Regions from separate parts of the Homo sapiens genome. Here region 2 is linked to region 1. The links are chromatin loops, found by intact Hi-C in ENCODE. Cell type or tissue: heart right ventricle. All regions are shown on one strand. Links, peaks and the distances in the headings refer to the core of each region. The heading gives the core; the rest is flanking DNA. Region 1 overlaps TGFA (transforming growth factor alpha). Region 2 has its middle 69 kb from the start of TGFA-IT1.

The links. Hi-C counts contacts between places; a loop is a spot of excess contacts. Peaks named below come from ENCODE experiments on the same cell type or tissue, not always from the same donor. Only the 100,000 strongest peaks of a DNase experiment are listed, where the experiment ranks them.
Region 2: it touches region 1 in a loop (3-fold over the local background); 1 of 110 quality-filtered maps calls a loop at or near these places.

The regions. Positions count from the first base shown.
Region 1 is chr2:70,513,119-70,518,118 of GRCh38, reverse strand. TGFA (transforming growth factor alpha) reads left to right here. Exons shown (of 6, transcript NM_003236.4): 2 at 3,207-3,260. Among named protein-coding and RNA genes, the nearest start is that of TGFA-IT1, 34 kb to the right of the region's middle. RefSeq lists an enhancer at 3,343-3,845. In heart right ventricle, for the core only: no CTCF peak of the experiment used is centred there; a DNase peak (open chromatin) is centred at 1,928; H3K27me3 peaks cover 377 bases.
Region 2 is chr2:70,406,481-70,419,198 of GRCh38, reverse strand. No RefSeq gene overlaps it. Among named protein-coding and RNA genes, the nearest start is that of TGFA-IT1, 69 kb to the left of the region's middle. In heart right ventricle, for the core only: no CTCF peak of the experiment used is centred there; no DNase peak of the experiment used is centred there.

The DNA of each region.
Region 1 (5,000 bases), core at 1-5,000:
CAGGCCTGTGCACTGTGTGTCTCCCTGAGCCACTGCATGTGGCTGCGGTGCCTGTGGCTGTCCTCTCCCCATCCTTCCTTTGTTTGGAGTGACCCTTGGAGCCTGCCAAGGCCACATGTTTCTGGAAGGTCCTCACACAGCCTGGCTTTCTAAGCACAGTCGTGTGGCCAGAGGGCTGGGCAGCTGGTGAGCCTGGGTGCTCATACCTTTGCCCCTCATTAGACCTTGTTCATGGCAGGGAGACTGGAGGCAGTGGGAGAATCCCCAAGAGGCAATGCATGACTCTCAGGGAGAGACGGATCAAGGCTCAGCCGCTGGGCCTGCAGAGTCTGTTGTTTGGACTAACTTGGGGTTTGTGACTGCTGAATACACACCTGTGTCACAACTGGCCATGGTGAGAAGGACTGTGGTGTGGTCTGGTAATTAGACACTGTCTTGTGCATGGGAGTTGGAGACACTTGAGTTTGAATGTGGCTGCAGGAGCTTGGGCAAATTTCTTAACCTCTCTAAGCCTCAGTTTCTTCATCTCTATGACTGGGCATTTCTACCAGCTGGACCAGAAGGTTGGGAGGCACCTATGTCATGAGTTGTTATAAGGACTAAGTAAGAGAACACATGCAGAACATTAGCACTGGGCCTGGGACTAGGTCATGCCCAAAAAGTGGTACACATCCACCTGCAAAGTGAGAGACCTGAGCCCTGTCCTCCTGCTCCAGGGTCCTCTTAGGTTCACCACATGATGAAGACAAAGCAGAGGCCTTGCCGCTCATCACAGGGCCTCAGCTGATGCTAGGCATGGATCAAGATTGCAGAGTGAAGCCCAGGGCACCAAGAAGTTGTTTTCCGTGAGGGTATAGAAAGGACCTATTCTTCTTGTGTTGCTCAAATTATGAATAAAAAGCCAGTGTCTTTCATCTGTGGAACATCGTGGTTTTGCAAACTTTAATTCATTCCCAAAACACCTCTGTGAGTTTAGCAGCTGCGAGCTCACAGGTGAGGAACAGAAGGTGAAGTAATTTGCCCCAAGGCTGGGGAGCAGGCCCCCATTGCACACCCTCATCTTCCTGGAGCAGTGGTGCTCATCAGTGTCTTGTCCTGGATTCAGCTGTACAGTGTTTGCTTTCTTGTCTGGGTTTTGCTTAAACAGAGGCCAACATGGAGCCCAGGAACCATGCTGACTGGGTTCACCCTGACTGACAGGATAGGGAGCAGGAACAGGGCATGAAGATAATTCTTTAGTTCGGGGCAGTTTGTGACAGGCAAGTCACGCTTCCCCTCAGAGTATGCAAAGCATCCCCGGTGTCATCCTTGAACACTATTATGAGTCACTGGCTGACTTTAGCCAAGGATGGTTTGTGGCAGTGCCAGCGAAGTCAGAACATGACTGTTCCCCAGCTTCAAGGGGGCAACTGCTGACTTTTCCCGGCTTGGATGGGGATGCCTTGTTTTAACACTGGTGTGTGGGTGACAGAGGGGCCCTGGGAGCCTTGCTTCCAAAATTAGCATCAATTGGACAGCAAGAAAGAATTGCACAGGGAAGACATGCATGATTTTACTGATTTTCTCTCCCTGTCCCCCTGCCCTGCCTCCAACTCCAGCCCAAACATCTGGCTTAGGATTCTGTAAAAGTCTTTCGGAGGTCCATGCCAGACCTCCAGTAAAAGCAGTCTGAAGTTCTTATGTTTCTCATTTCAGAGGTTGGAAGGAACATCGGGAGCATGATTGCTTTATCTATTCCAAGTGTGTTTTGTTCTTTGAGAGTCAGGACTTCTGTGTCTACACCCTAAGTGAAAAGGGGCAAGGAACCCTCACAGCCTGCAGAGTAGGGGGCTGCATCGATCCTGTAACAGACAGAACTTTGCTTGTTTCCTGTGCTAACTTGATTCATTTGCTTTCTGAGCTAACCTGTCAGAGGCCCAGCCCCTCGGCACAGCAACTGTGGCATCTTTTTGCGTTTCAGTTTTGGGAAGTCATTCTAATGTGGCTCATGCTGATTGCATAACTCAGAAGAGGTTCCTTCTTCATTGGAAGGTTGCTACCATTTCCAGAAACCTCGAGTACTGTAATCTGAAGGCACATAAAGGTCATCTGTTGGCAGGGCTGGTTTTATGGGCATGCAACCTGTATAGGTCACACAGGACCCCATGCTCACAAGGGCCCTGAGCTTGAGGTTTAACACTCTGCAGTTGCAGTCTTAAAAATCTTGTAGTTTTATCTTTAAATTTGCGTCTTGTAGGTGAAGTCCAGTGGGACAATACAGTATGCACTGGGGGCTTAGAGGCTTTGTTCCCGTGGTCCTGCTTATTAATATCTCCCTGCCTCCCCTAGGTTTTCTTGCTCCTGCCATGATCTATCCCTGGCAGGGCCTGGGGTTAAGTACATGGCATCTCAGGGTACGGCATGGTGGCAGCTGTCCCCATTCTGGACTGGCAGCTCCATGGCATCTTCAGTGGGCAACTAGAGAGGGGTGAGCTGCTTGACTCCCCCTGATCCAGGTACCTAGTACATCCTGGCAGGGAGGAGGCAATATCCTTAAGGGGTCACCCATCCATCTTGGGTTGGGACAGCCACTTCCTGGGAATAAGAGATACCTGACTAGACCCCTCAACCCCCAGCTGGGTCACAGCACATTGGCCCGGCTGCCAGCTGGAAGGAAACCCCAGAGGGAGTGGGTCCTTTGCTCCCTTACACACTCTGTCCCTGGGGTATACCTGTGAGAGGCTGCACTCAACCTGTGGGTATCCTCATACCCAAAGGACAGCAATGACATAAATAGCAAACAAACATGATGACATGAACAACAGGGTGAAGGTACTTAATGTCACTGAAATGTACAATTAAAATGGTTGAAATGGTAAATTTTATGTTACGTATATTTTCCCACCATAAAAAAATATATATTTATAAGGTGTTAAGAAAAAACAAAGGCCAAAACCACCCTGACAGATGGAGAGAGAGACTGGGAAGAAGTGGAAGGCTCTGGATTTCAGTGCTTTTCATGGGCATTTTCTTCTTACTTTTTCAACAAGGGGTCCCATGTGCTCATTTTGCACTGATATCCACAAATTATGTAGCTGAGCCTGTCTACCGGCCACTCTGTGAAACTACCGAACCTTTGCCTGTCAAAGGGCCTGCCCTCTAAGCGTCTGAGGACATCATTTGCCAAGCAGACTCTGACCTTTTCCCTCTTCTCCTCCACCCAACAGGTATTGTGTTGGCTGCGTGCCAGGCCTTGGAGAACAGCACGTCCCCGCTGAGTGGTGAGTGCAGCTGCCGTGGGTGTGTGGATCGTGTGTGGGAAGGGAGCGGGCCTGCTGCTGTGTGGCTCCTCAAGAGCTCCCTCCCTGGCCTCCTGCCCACCGAGCACACGCCTGTCCCGGAGTCCTCTCTGCCCCCTCCTCAGGGGCGAGGAGGCGCTCACTGGAAGGTCTTAACTGCAGGCCCAAGGGGGGGCTGTTCCTGGCCCCCTCAGGGGCCTCCCCTACGTGTCTCTCTTCAGCTGTTCAGACAATTCCTGTGGGCAAGTGTGCCAAAACAGGGCCTGCAGGACCCCAGAGCTTGGGGCCAGCTGTTTTCCCCACTCTCGTAATAGTCCACCTGAAGTAGAACCCAGATTTCTGAACCCTCATCGGTGACCTTTGTTTAGTTATTTTCTGGTTTACGTTTTAATACTTATAGTAAAAAAAAAAAAAAAATCGGTATTTTTTTTTATTATTATTTTAAAGATTCTAAATCAAAATAGTGGAGAGCTTGGGACATGTAGGAGGCAAACCATCAGTGGCCACAGCACTGCAGGGGAGCAACCTCTGTTTGATTTGCATGTTGCTTTTGCCCTTTCTCCATGTGTGTTAATATTTTTATACGAGTAGTCCTGGTGAGGAAACAATGTGGATTCCTGCTTTTTAAGCTCAAATGTTGGGGCTGTGCATTGTTCCATGTTGCTGGAAAGTCTTGAAATCTCTTCTCTTAAAATGTCATGCTGTCTCATTAAAGTGAACATGGGTGATTTAATGAAACATTTCCCATTGGATATTTACGGTGGCTCTAGTTTCTTAAGTTATGATGCTACCTCTTCATGCCTAGAAGCTTTTTCCACCTTTTGGATTCTTTCCTCAGCATGTGTCTCCGGAAACAGGAATAAATACAGATTTATGACCCTTGGTACAAACTGCCAGATAGCTTTCCGAGTGAATGGTGCTGATTTCTCCCAGCAGTGTGTGAGTGCACCAGTCCCACAACTCCCTGGTTAGCACAGAGTGTGTTTCAGTAACTTCTGCTCCCATCTGTTACTGCACTAGCCTCCTGCTGTGTCTCCATAGTTATTTCAGAGAGGTTCCAGTGGGAGGGGGCGGGTTTCTTACCTATTCATAAATTCTGTAGCCAACCACACCGTGTCCCTGGTCTCTTCTCCTCCTTCAGGCCTTTCCCTCCAAACCCACTGGAGGCGACACTGCCAGTCCCACTGGGTACCACTGCTCCTGCAGCCCCACCAGTCCCCCTTGCTACTGTTATCCTTGATGCGCTTGGACCCTTAAGGTGCCTAAGCCACTTGGTGGTCCATGATGACACAGAAGAAAATGCCTGTCCCACTCTGTGTCGTGCTTTGTTGGGGCTGGAAGTGGAAAGGTGTAAGTGTGTCCACCTCAAAACAGTGCATCTGGAGTCCAGGGTCTACTAGGGTTTCCATAAAGCAGTACTTTCACTTTTTAATTACCTCCCATCCACAAAGGACTCAGATATGAACATATAGGGAGGAAAAAGAGGATAGCTTAGTAACTTCACCATGCCATTCTCAGAATTGCCCCAACCCCCTTTCTAGAATGCACTTGCCCCAAGCTTCACCTTCTGCCCCTCCTACAGATAGACCTCTGGTGACCTGCCCAAACACTAGAAAGTACTGATACTCTAGCAACACTTACGCACTGGGTATCATTTGAGAGAACCTGGACACTGGGCCAGTTGGGGGTTACCACTCATTTTGATACTTGTCACTATGATCT
Region 2 (12,718 bases), core at 4,652-9,651, 100 kb after region 1:
CCTTTCTTTGAAACTCTGGCTCTCCTTAGCAGAACTGGTCTAGCCACCCACCTTAGCCTTCCCTGGGCTCTTCACACAGGCCCCCTAAGGGGCCCATACACATATGAAATCTATCACCCCCTTTACACATATCTCTTACCCCTCAAAAATAAGTAGAGGTTGGATCAACTGGGTCCAACTCCAAGCTTTGCTACTTACCAGCCCACGTCCCTGGGAAACTGACGAGCATTTGAGCCTCCGTTTCCTCAGCTGTAAGACGAAAATAATAATTATTGCCTAGGTTAACGAGGTTGAAAGGACCCAGGTGTGGGAAAGCACTACGCATGTGTACAGCATGGGCAAAGGCTACAATCGTTATTCACAGGTGTTGGTTCAGAGCTCTCCTCCCAGTGGGTGGTCCTCAAACTGGTTCCTGGCCTTTTAGAGACACCACAATGACCAGTGATATGGTTCGGCTCTGTGTTCCCACCCAAATCTCATGTCAAATTGTAATCCTCATTGCTGGAGGAGAGGCCTCGTGGGAGGTGATTGGATCATGGGGACGGACTTCCTCCTTGCTGTTCTGGTGACAGTGAGTGAGTTCTCGCGGGATCTGGTGGTTTAAAAGCGTGTAGCACGTCCCCCTTCACGCTCTGTAGCCTGCTTTGCTGGGTAAAGATGTGTCTGCTTCCCCTTCGCTTTCCTCCGTGATTTTAAGTTTCCTGAGGCCTCCCCAGCCATGCTTCCTGTACAGCCTGTAGAACTGTGAGTCAATTAAACCTCTTTTCTTATAAATTATCTAGTCTCAGGCAGTGCTTTATAGCAATGCAAGAACAGACTAATATAACCAGCATCCTTAATTCATTTCCAACCATTCCTCTAAATTTAAGGGATGGGGAGAGAGGAGGGTCGAAGGGCCTTGGGTGTGGGTGTGCCCTGCTTGGGTTAGGGGAACTCCATTTGAACAGTTGTCTTCACCACTCAAGAGTTCCTTTAGGAAAATCGTCCTATGCTGAAAACCAGGCTGGGGTAGGGGAGGGAGAATGCTGTGTGTGAAAGAAGTGATGAGTTACCACACTTCTAATAAGTTGAACCAGGCTTTAATTTTTTTTACTAAGCTACATTATTTGGGCTTTCACTAAAAAATTCTATTAATATTTTTAATGAGAAATGTGCTTGGGTATGCTTTATTACAGTTTGAAATCTTGTTTAATTCATTTTGATGCAGCATTTCCAAGATTTGTTCTAAAGTGGGCTTTTTTCAATACTTGTATTGATTGGCTATTATTGCTGGAAAAGATACTTCCCAAAGACACCTGCAGTACATCCAAATGGGAGAAGCGAATTGTGATATTCAGTGTTCAAACTGACACCAATTATACAAAGGCTTTTGTTGAAATGCAGCTGGTGAATTTATATATTCCTGACGCCAATTGTTCCACAAACTAATTGGAAGGTGTCACATTTTTACATTAACAAGGTTCAAAACTCACTGAAACTCTTCATTTAAAGATTTGTAAATACTGAGAAAAGCATGTTCCTAAGTTTTTTAAGAAGGCAGATCTGGGCATTTTTTTTAGGAGGCCCACTGCACTTTTTACTATAAAATTATATGACTACATTACCAAATACTCATCCTCAATTCTGTCTCCATAGCACAAGTTCCCGTCATCGCAAAGCAACTATTTTCTCCCTCATTGCTAGAGGATCACCATTACCTCAGAAGAACAAAATACCTGTGTTTATTGTTTTAAAAATTGCTTTTAGAAAGCACACTTCTAAGGGTCACTTGTCATCACTGATAAATGGGCAGCATATTCATAGCCCTTCTCTTTATAAAAGGAAATTTCTTGTTTTTAAGCATTCTGCCACAAGATAATCAGCTAATCTCTATGTGGTATAAAAGATGCTTGTAGTCACTACCCATCTCATTCAGAATATTAAGATTCCACTGTATTTTTATAGTCTTTTTTTTCATTATTACCAAATTGCTGATCTAGCACCTAGGGTACATATGGCTTCAACAGCATTATTGGAAAGCTTGCTTTTTAATAATATAGTGAATTAATTTCATCTAAGGTGTTACCTCTATAACCTTACTTCTGAATCCTCTTTTGTATGTTGTTCAAAGCAAACACTCGGTTAATGATTACACAATTTTTTCTAAAATTAAGTGTATTACAAAGCCACTCACTGTTGAAAAATATCCTTTGTATGATCTTCCTTTAGTAATTAAAAATTATGTCTTTTGGGTTCTTGTTTCCTGCTATAATTATGTATTTGTCTAGTCCTTCTCATTCCATCAGTATTTGTTTTATGTTTTTTGAAGCTTTTTATTGGGTACATAGATATTTAGGATTGTTATGTCTTCTTAATGTATTGACCCCTTTAACATATGTAACGTCCCCCTTGTTCTGAAGTCTACTTTGTCTCATATAGCCACTCTTTTATTATTACTTGCATGGCATTTTTCATGTATGTTTTTATATTTAAAGTAGGTTTTTTGTAGTCAGCATACGATCAGTCTTGCTTTTTTTTCCAATCTTACCACCTCTGTTTTTTATTTGGAATATTTAGATATTTGCATTTGATATAAATATGGTTGGACTAAATCGACCACCTGACAATTTGTCCTATCTGTTCTTTGTTCTTTTTCTCTCTTCCCGCCTTTTTTGGATTAACAGAGTGTTTTAATAATTATTTATCTCTACTACTGGCTTAATAATTACACCTCTTTGTTCTACTTTTTGGTGATTGCTCTAGTGTTTATAATACACAGTCTACCTTCAATATAATACCTCTTCAAGTACACTGACAAAACCTTACAACAGCACACTTCCACGTCCTCACTCTCGTCCTCTGTGCTATTGTTGTTATACATTTTACTCTACATACATTGTAACACCCCCAAACACAAGTAGGTTTCCTTCTCCTCCCCCAGCAGCAGTTAGCTTTTACTTTTACTCCTAGCCCAGAGATTGTAGCTCTTAGCCTAGGACAGGGGATGAGAGAGTTTCCTTCCCTTCAGTCTCCCTCTAAAGTGTATGGCTTTTGATTCATATGAAAGTAGTATCTGGAAAGTAAGTAGGGTCCATGCCTGTGCACCATGGAGGGAAAAGCTCTCTCAGGTTTCCTATCTCACCCCTAATCTTCATGAGTACCTGGTGGCGGCTCATACAAAAGGGCTGGCAAGTTAGCATGGGTTCCTCTTGGGTCTGGGGTTTCTAGAGATTCTAAATGGAGATACTAGAGGCACACTTGGCCCTTAAGAATTCATTAAAATTTTTTCTTACATGTTTTTTTGGCAAAGTGCTGATAGTTCTGTGCTCTATCTTATCTCAGGGGCTTCTCACCCCCTGGAATTTAGTAAACCCGGTTGATTTGAGACCTCAGCTCTCTAATGAGCTGAAAAACATTTAATGACTTATCTTTAGCCAGCTTTTTCTCATTACCTAGGGTGGATGCAATGAGCTCGTGTGACTTTCTGTATTATTTAAAAAAAAAAAAAAGGAATTTTTGTGGTATTTCTTTATTGAAATAGAATCTTAGAATGACCATAAGCTGATACATCTATACTTCCATCCAACAGTATAATATAAAACACCTCTCACGCTGAGCAATCCATTTTAATGCTTCTTGCTCCAAATTTTAAGCAATGTTTTCTAAGCATCATTCAACAGTTTCCAATGTTGTTTTTCTAACAAATGAATGCATCATAGTTTTTTGCCATAGTGTGTTCTATGTATTTCAGCCAGGAACTCAGAATATTTTCCAGTGTCAGAAAGTATTCCTCTAGTAGTGTACAACTTTTTGCCTTTTGCTATTGCATAAGAAACCTCAAAAGAGACTTTAAGCTGGGAGCAGTGGCTCACACCTGTAATCCGAACATTTTGGGAGGACACACAGGGAGGATCACTTGAGCTCAGGAGTTCAAGACCAGTCTGGGCAACATAATGAGACCCCCATCTCTACAAAAAAAAAAAAAAAGAAAAGAAAAAAAAAACCTAAAAATTAGCCACTCATAGTGACATGTGCCTGTATTCCATGCTTCTCAGGAGGCTGAGGTGGGAGGATTCGTTGGGCCTGGGAAGGCAAGGCAGGCTGCAGTCAGTGAGCTATGATCGCACTAGTGCAGTCTAGCCTGGGGGGTAAGAGAGATCCTGTCTCCAAAAAAAAAAGACACTTTAAACATATATTATTATGTTTAATAAAATTTTCTGCATTCAGAGTCCAGAGTGCTCACCATGGAACCATCTGTGTTTAGTAAAATTTTCTAACAAGATTTTTTTTTCCTGACTTTAAATATTGCTGAAAAACTGTAGAGACATGTCTTCATGTGTTGGGTGCTTAGTTTTTAAACACGCTGCTAAGTGTGATGGGGGTTTTTTGTTTTTGTTTTTTTGTTTGTTTTGAGACAGTGTCTTGCACTGTTGCCTGGGCTGGAGTGTAATGGCACTATCTCGGCTCACCGCAACCTCCACCTCCTGGGTTCACACGATTCTCTTGCCTCAGCCTCCCGAGTAGCTAGGATTACAGGTGCACACCACCACACCTGGCTAATTTTTTGTACTTTTAGTAGAGACAGGGTTTCACTATGTTGGCCAGACCGGTCTCAAACTCCTGACCTCGTGATTCGCCTGCCTCAGCCTCCCAAAGTGTGAGGATTATGGGCATGAGCCATCACGCCCAGCCAGTGTGATGGTTTTATATCACCATTTGCTAATCTCTTGAAGCATGATATAAACTTAGAGGGAGGCTCACCTTAAAGATTGTGGATGTAAATCCATATTCCAAATTGCCTTCCTTACCAGCTTTCTTCAACTTCTCGGATCTGATCAGATTGTCATTGTTTTTACTTTGTAACACAATGAGCCTGACACAGCTCACTGTGGGAATAGAAATGTCCCCTACTTTTTCTCTGTGTGTTCATGAGATTTGCTTGGATTTATGTTTTAGTAGGATTTTCAATCCATGCCTTCTTTATAAGCCGCTTGTCCACTTGTGAGCATTATTTTAGAATTTATAAATCTAATGTTCATTGCAGTTTGTCTCAGTATGCTAAAAAAATAAACAAAAGCCCAAGAATGCCACTGTTAGCCTTCTGTGTGATTGAAACCCTCATTCTGCCCTCAAGATACCTTACATGCCAGGCATGAAGGTGCTAGCTTCCATTAAATGTGAGTAAACTTCATCTCTTTCTTGTATCTTGGATTGGAAAATAAATATGAGTAGGAGTACTGGCATGTTCTTCCTGCTCCCCAGTGGGTCATCCTTGGGGATCTCACAGCCCACCTTAGAGAGCATTCATGTAAGACACATAGGGGGTGCTTCACACACAGTGGGTTTGAATTCCTGCAAATCCTCTTCCCTCGGGGGAACATGTGTAGTAAAAAACACTGGGAATGTCATCCAGTCCTCAGCTCTCTGGGGAATCTCGGAGGTTTATCTCTATAGGCAGGAGAATTAGGGAAGAACAAGTAAGGGACTAAACCAAGGGGTCTTACCTGAAAACTCAAGATGAGGCTGGACAAGGCTTGTGTTAGATCAGAGCCTGGGGACCAAAAGATGAGAGTCATTGGGTATCTCACAAGGTCATAGACATGGGGATGACTGTCAGCAGAAATGGCTCACCCAGATGTTTCTGAAGACAGATTCTCCCGAAAAGGAGGGGAGAGGACTCTGATGAGAGAGCCCAGGCTCCCCCAGCACAGGCAACCTGACCCAAATAATAACTACTTTTAGCTGACAGGAGCCATACAGGCCCCATGCAGGCAGGGGCACCTATATGATTACCAGCAGCACCCAATGTCCTTGACTCAGAAATACAGCACTCCTTTTTCCTAAGTGTTCTCCTAAAACCAAAGTAGATGGTGGCCAGGTGCAGTGGCTCATGCCTGTAATCCCAGCACTTTGGGAGACTAAGGAGGGAGGATTGCTTGAGCCTAGGAGTTTGTGACCAGCCTGGGCAACATAGCAAGGCCCCATCTGAATTATTTAAAAAAAGAAAAAAAGTAGATGGAGACACTGCAACCAAAGCCACCAGTCTGAGGCTTCTGTATCCCTAGATGTGATTGCATGTCTTGCCTGCTACTTCTGGGATCTGGATAAACCCCACAGGTGTCCTTCTCCCCACCTCCTCCTCCATCCTCCTCCCTACAGAGAGGATGAAAACCAACCCTGTGGTTCCTGCAAGGGGCAGCCTGACAGAGAGCCTCTGTATCCACACAGGAACAGTTCTGCGTGTCCGGCTGCCGGCCTGTGGCCTTTGATAAAGCCACACAGGGGAAACCTCTTTCAAGCAATGAGCATCGCTAGCAGAGCATTTATTGGCCTGCAGCAGTCCTGTGATGTGTAAGCCACTGCCTTGGCCTTCAGCCCACTTCAGAAGCACAACTTAAATAACGGCTTTCATGTTAGACTCTGAAGTGAGCCAAGGTTTGGGAAGCTCCTAGCTTTTAAGATGTGGCTTTCCTCATGTTTTGAATGGTCTCCTTTGACTAAGCCTAAACCAAGGTATCAGTCAACAAAAATTTATTGAGTACTTACTATTTTATTTCATTGCAAAAAAAAATTTTTTTTTCACATGCTCACTTGTACCCAGACACAAGCAAACTTCAAATCAAGAGAGAGAAGATAGATAAGAGGCATGGACTCCAGAGTTAGAGAGACTATAATTGAACTTCTGTTTCAAAGGTGACAAAACTGAGGCCCAAAGGTTAACTAACTTTTCCAAGGGCTTCCAGCCAGTCCCAGTTAATAAACAGCTTTAGAAGTTGAATCGTAGACTCTCAGAGTAGGGAGGGACCTCATAGTATGTTTTCTCCGGCCAGCTTCAACATAAGTTTGCTGATACCTGAATCTTTTCCCAAGATATGCTGATTGAGAGGTCTGGGTAAGGTCCAGAGATCTGCATTTTAACCACTCCTCCCCACTCACCACCCCACTTCCCACACATATCTGATTCTGATGCAGGTGGCACGCTCTTTGAGAAGCATTGGTCTAGTCCAAATTTCCAGTTAACGTCAAATTTTCAGGAAACTATGCCACCTGAGCAAAAGCAAGTGCAGTGATAGGACAATCTGTACTTCCTAAGGGGCTAGCACATTCCACTGTTGTGTGGCTGTTAGCATTAGAAAGTTCTTCCTTAGAGGTAACAATGTTTCAGGGAGGCTCTTCTGGGTCCTGGGAAGGCATGCGCTCATGAACCTAGATGATGAGGGAGTAGGGTAAGGTCACATGCAGAAGGGAGGAGGCAGGAATTCCAAGACAGGACTCTGCCTGGATTGCAGGGGTCACTCACAGGGAACTGAAACAAGAGCCAAGTGTCATTGAGGTCCTATAAGCATTCCCAAGGACCGGGTGAGTCGTCTATCCTTAGCAGCAGGCATTTGTTCTTCACAAGGGAGCAAATCTGGTTGGGTCAATTTGTCAGCATGCAATTCAGAACCCCGTGGAAATGCTCTTTCCAAGCTTCCCTTCTGGGAGGGTGTAGTCAGTGGACAGCCTCTAGCGGCTGCACCTCAGGATCCACCACAGCCTTCACAAGCCCCACACCGAATGGGCTACTCCCAGTCAGTCACTGAACACAGCAAGGGAAGCAGAGATAGGGCACTGTTTCCTGACAAAGGACTCTTCCAGCAGGCAACCTCATCTGAAGACTCCCCACCCATCCAGCTGAGATTTTTCTCAGATGCCCTGCAGCCTGAGGCTCTTCCTACACAATCCTCCTTTCCCTCTCTCCTTTCTCTGGTGTCAGACGAGCTTCATGGTCTACAGGATCTTTCTGTCTACTCCTGCTTCCTGTCCCCTGTATCCTTCCCAAACATTTCCCTCCAGTACATCTGTTGCTCTTTTAATTCCATCTTGGCATCTGCTTCCTGAAGGGCCCAACTCACATGCCACCTGATATGCAACAGCTTCTTTTATGTTCTTCCTTTATGTCCATGCTTGCTTTGGCCTGGGCACCAACCTTGGTCTAATCAGGTGTCGGGATCGCACAACCCCAGAAATAACTGCTCTTGGAAAAATTAATTCCTGGGGCTCTACCATAGGAGAGGGCTATAGATATGACAATCCAGTAAGGCCAGAATCAACTTTCTTGAAATTCTCCTGCTGGTACTAGCTGTCCCCACAAAACCGTGGTCTCCATATCAGGGTGTGCACATTCCAGGGGCAGCACAAGTCACCCTCCAGAGTGGGGGGAAAATACAAAGACGGCTTATTTTCCATCTTAAAAACAAAAAAGAACTTCAACTCTGCTAACAATTAATGTGCATATAACTTGTAAATAAATATATACTTGCCGGAAGAGTACTGAAAATATTTTACTGTTATGGGTGAACAATTTTTTAAAAGTGGAGAGTAGAGCTTTAGAGTGATAATGAATGAAACTAATCCCTGTTTGACATAATGCTTCCTAACACTTAAAGACAGCTTGTATGTCCTTCCTAAATTATCTCTTCCTCAGAAGAGGTATCCTCAGGTACTTTAGTCGGCACTCAGCTAGCTGAACTCCAAGATCCTTCATCAACCCTAGTTGTTATTTGTTAGTTACCATGAGAAAGTATTTGGCTAGGACTTAGTACCACTAACCTCCATCTCAGGGTTAGTGGCACTAAGTACTAGCCAAATACACACACACATTATATATATATATATACACACATATATGTAATTGTAAGAGCACTTAACAGATTACTGTGTTAAATGTTTAAGAGTACAATACAGTATTGTTAACTATAGGAACAGTGTTGTACAGATCTCTAGAACTTATTTAGCTTGTGTAATTAAGACTATACCTGTTGCAATTAGCAACTCCTCATTTCCTCCTGATAACCACAATTCTGATTCTATAAACATGACTATTTTAGATTCCATATATATATGTAAGATCATGCACTATTTGTCTGTATGTGCCTGGCTTATTTCACTTAGCATAATGTTCTCCAGGTTCTTCTGCATTGTTGAAAATTGAAAGATTTCCTTCTTTTTTAAAGCTGAATAATATTCCATTGTATCTATAAACCATATTTCCTTTCTATTCATTCAACATTGGGCATTTAGGTTGTTTCCACATCTTGGTTATTGTGAATAATGCTGCAGTGAAGTTGGGAGTGCAAATACATTTTTGAGATCCTAATTTGAATTCCTTTGTGTGTATATATATCCAGAAATGGGACTGCTGAATCATATGGTGGTTCTATTTTTAATTTTAGGGAGAGTCTTCATACTGCTTTCCATAGAGGCTGTAACGTTTTGCATTCCCACCAACAGTGTCAAGTACTCCAATTTCTCCATGTATTTTCCAACACTTGTTATCTTTTGTCTTTTTCATAATAGCCATCCTAACAGTGTGGTTTTGATTTGTTTCCCTGATAACTAGTGACGTTCAGCATCTTTTCATATAGCTATTGGCCATTTGTGTGTTGTCTTTGGAGAAATGTCTGTTCAAGTATTTGGCCCATTTTTAAATTGGTTATTAGCTGTTTTCCTTATATATTTTGGAAATTAACCCCTTATTTGATATATGGTTTACAAACATTTTCTCCCATTCTATAGGCTGCCTTTTCACTCTATTAATTACTTCTTTTGATGTGCAGAAGCTTTTTAGTTTGATGCAGTCTCATTGTTCTATTTTTGCCTTTGTTGCCTGTGCTTTTGGGGATATATCCAGAAAATCATGACCCAGACCAATGCATGAAGATTTCTCCTATGTTTTCTTATAGGAGTTTTATAGTTCAGGTCTTACATTTAAGTCTTTCATCTATTTTGAGTTGATTTTTGTGTGTGGTGTAAGATAAAAATCAAATTTTTTTATTGCATGTTGATACCCAGTTTTCCCAACACCATTTATGAAAAAGACTATCCTTTCCCCATTCTGTATTTTTAGCACCTTTGTTGAGGATCAGTTGACCATGCGTGTGTGGATTAATTTCTGCGCTCTTTATTCTGCTCCATTGTTCTATATGTCTATCCTTGTCCAGTACTAGACTGTTTTAAATTGTTGTAGTATTCTGAAATCAGGAAGTGTGATGCCTCCAGCTTTGTTCTTCTTTCTCAAGTGTGTTTTGGCTATTTGGGGTATTTTGTAGTTTTATATAAATTTTAACTTTTTTTTCTATTTATGTAAAAAATGCCATTGAGACTTTTATAGGGATTGCATTGAATCTGTAGATTGCTTTGGATAGAATGGATATTTTAATAAGTCTTTCAATTCATGAACATGGGGTGTCCATTTGTCCTTTTTTTTTTATTTTCCCATAGGTTATTAGGATACAGGTGGTGGTTAGTTATATGAATAAGTTCAATAGTGGTGATTTGTGAGACTTTGGTGCACCCATCACCCAAGCAGTATACCCTGCACCCTATTTATAATGTTTTATTCCTCCCCCCTACCCTTCCCCCAAGTCCCCAAAGTCCATTGTATCATTCTTATGCCTTTGCATCCTCATAGCTTAGCTCCCACATATCAGTGAGAACATACGATGTTTGGTTTTCCATTCCTGAGTTACTGTACTTAGAATAATAGTCTCCAATTTCATCCAAGTTGCTGTGAATGCTGTTGATTCATTCCTTTTTATGGCTAAGTAGTATTCCATTGTATATATATATATACCACAGTTTCTTTATCCACTCATTGATGGGCATTTGGGTTGGTTCCACGATTTTGCAGTTGTGAATTGCGCTGCTATAAACATGCGTGTGCAAGTATCTTTTTCAAATAATGACTTCTTGTCCTCTGGGTAGATACCCAGTAGTAGGATTGCTGGATCAAATGGTAGTTCCACTTTTAGCTCTTTAAGGAATCTCCACACTGTTTTCCGTAGTGGCTGTACTAGTTTGCATTCCTACCAGCAGTGAAGAAGTGTTCCCTGATTACCACATCCTTGCCAACATCTACTGATTTTTTTATTTTTTGATTATGGCCATTCTTGCAGGAGCAAGGTGGTGTTGCATTGTGGTTTTGATTTGCATGTTCCTGATTATTAGTGATGTTGAGCATTTTTTTATATGTTTGTGGACCATTTGTATATCTTCTTTTGAGAATTGTCCATTCATGTCCTTAGCCCACTTTCTGGGGGGATTTTTTTTTCTTGCTGATTTGAGTTCCTTGTAGAGTCTGGATATTAGTCCTTTGTCGGATGTATAGATTGTGAAGATTTTCTCCCATTCTGTGTGTTGTCTGTTCACTCTGCTGACTGTTCATTTAGTTTAGTTTAACTAAATCTCTTTAGTTTAATTAAGTCCCATCTATTTGTCTTTTTTTTTTTTCTTTTTTGTGAGAGGGAGTCTCGCTCTTGTTGCCCAGGCAGGAGTGCAGTGGCGCGATCTTGGCTCACTACAACGTCCGCCTCCCGGGTTCAAGCGATTCTCGTTACTCAGCCTCCCAAGTAGCTGGGATTACAGGAGCCTGCGACCACGCCCAGCTGATATTTTTATTATCAGTAGAGACGGGGTTTCCCCATGTTGGCCAGGCTGGTCTCGAACTCCCTACCTCAGGTGATCCACCCGCCTTGGCCTCCCAAAGTGCTGGGATTACAGGCATGAGCCACCGTGCCCGGCCTGTCTTTGTTTTTATTGCATTTGCTTTTGGGTTCTTGGTCATGAAATCCTTGCCTAAGCCAATGTCTAGAAGGGTTTTTCCAATGTTATCTTCTAGAATTTTTAGTTTCAAGTCTTAGATTTAAGTTCTTAATCCGTCTTGAGTTGATTTTTGTATGAGGTGAGAGATGAGGATCCAGTTTCATTCTTCTATGTGTAGCTAGCCAATTATCCCAGCACCATTTGTTGAAAAGGATGTCTTTTCCCCACTTTGTTTTTGTTTGCTTTGTCGAAGATCAGTTGGCTGTAAGTATTTGGGTTTATTTCTGGGTTCTCTATTCTGTCCCATTGGTCTTTGTGCCTATTTTTATATCAGTACCATGCTGTTTTGGTGAGTATGGCCTTATAGTTTGAAATCAGGTAGTGTGATGCCTCCAGATTTGTTCTTTTTGCTTAGTCTTGCTTTGGCTATGCGGGCTCTTTTTTGGTTCCATATGAATTTTAGAATTGTTTTTTCTAATTCTGTGAAGAATGATGGTGGTATTTTGATGAAGATTGTGTTGAATTTATAGATTACTTTTGGCAGTATGGTCATTTTCACAATATTGATTCTATCCATCCATGAGCATGGGATGTGTTTCCATTTGTTTGTGCATCTGTGATTTCTTTCATCAGTGTTTTGTAGTTTTCCTTGTAGAGGTCTTTTGCCTCTTTGGTTAGGTATATTCCTAAGTATTATTGTTTTTTGCAGCTATTTTAAAAGGGGTTGAGTTTCGTTGTTGTTGTTGTTTGTTTTTTGTTGTTTTTTTGTTTTGTTTTTGTTTTTTGAGACGGAGTCTCGCTTTGTCGCCCAGGCTAGAGCACAGTGGTGCGATCTCGGCTCACTGCAACCTCCGCCTCCCGGATTCAAGCTATTCTCCTGCTTCAGCCTCCTGAGTAGCTGGGACTACAGGCATGCACCACCACGCGCCCAGCTAATTTTTGTATTTTTAGTAGAGACGAGGCTTCACCATGTTGGCCAGGATGGTCTCGATCTCCTGACCTCGTGATCCACCTGCCTCAGCCTCCCAAAGTGCTGGGATTACAGGCATGAGCCACCATACCCAGCCAGGGTTGAGGTCTTAATTTGATTCTCTGCTTGGTCACTGTTGGTGTATAGGGGAGCTACTGATTTGTGTGCATTAGTCTTGTATCCAGA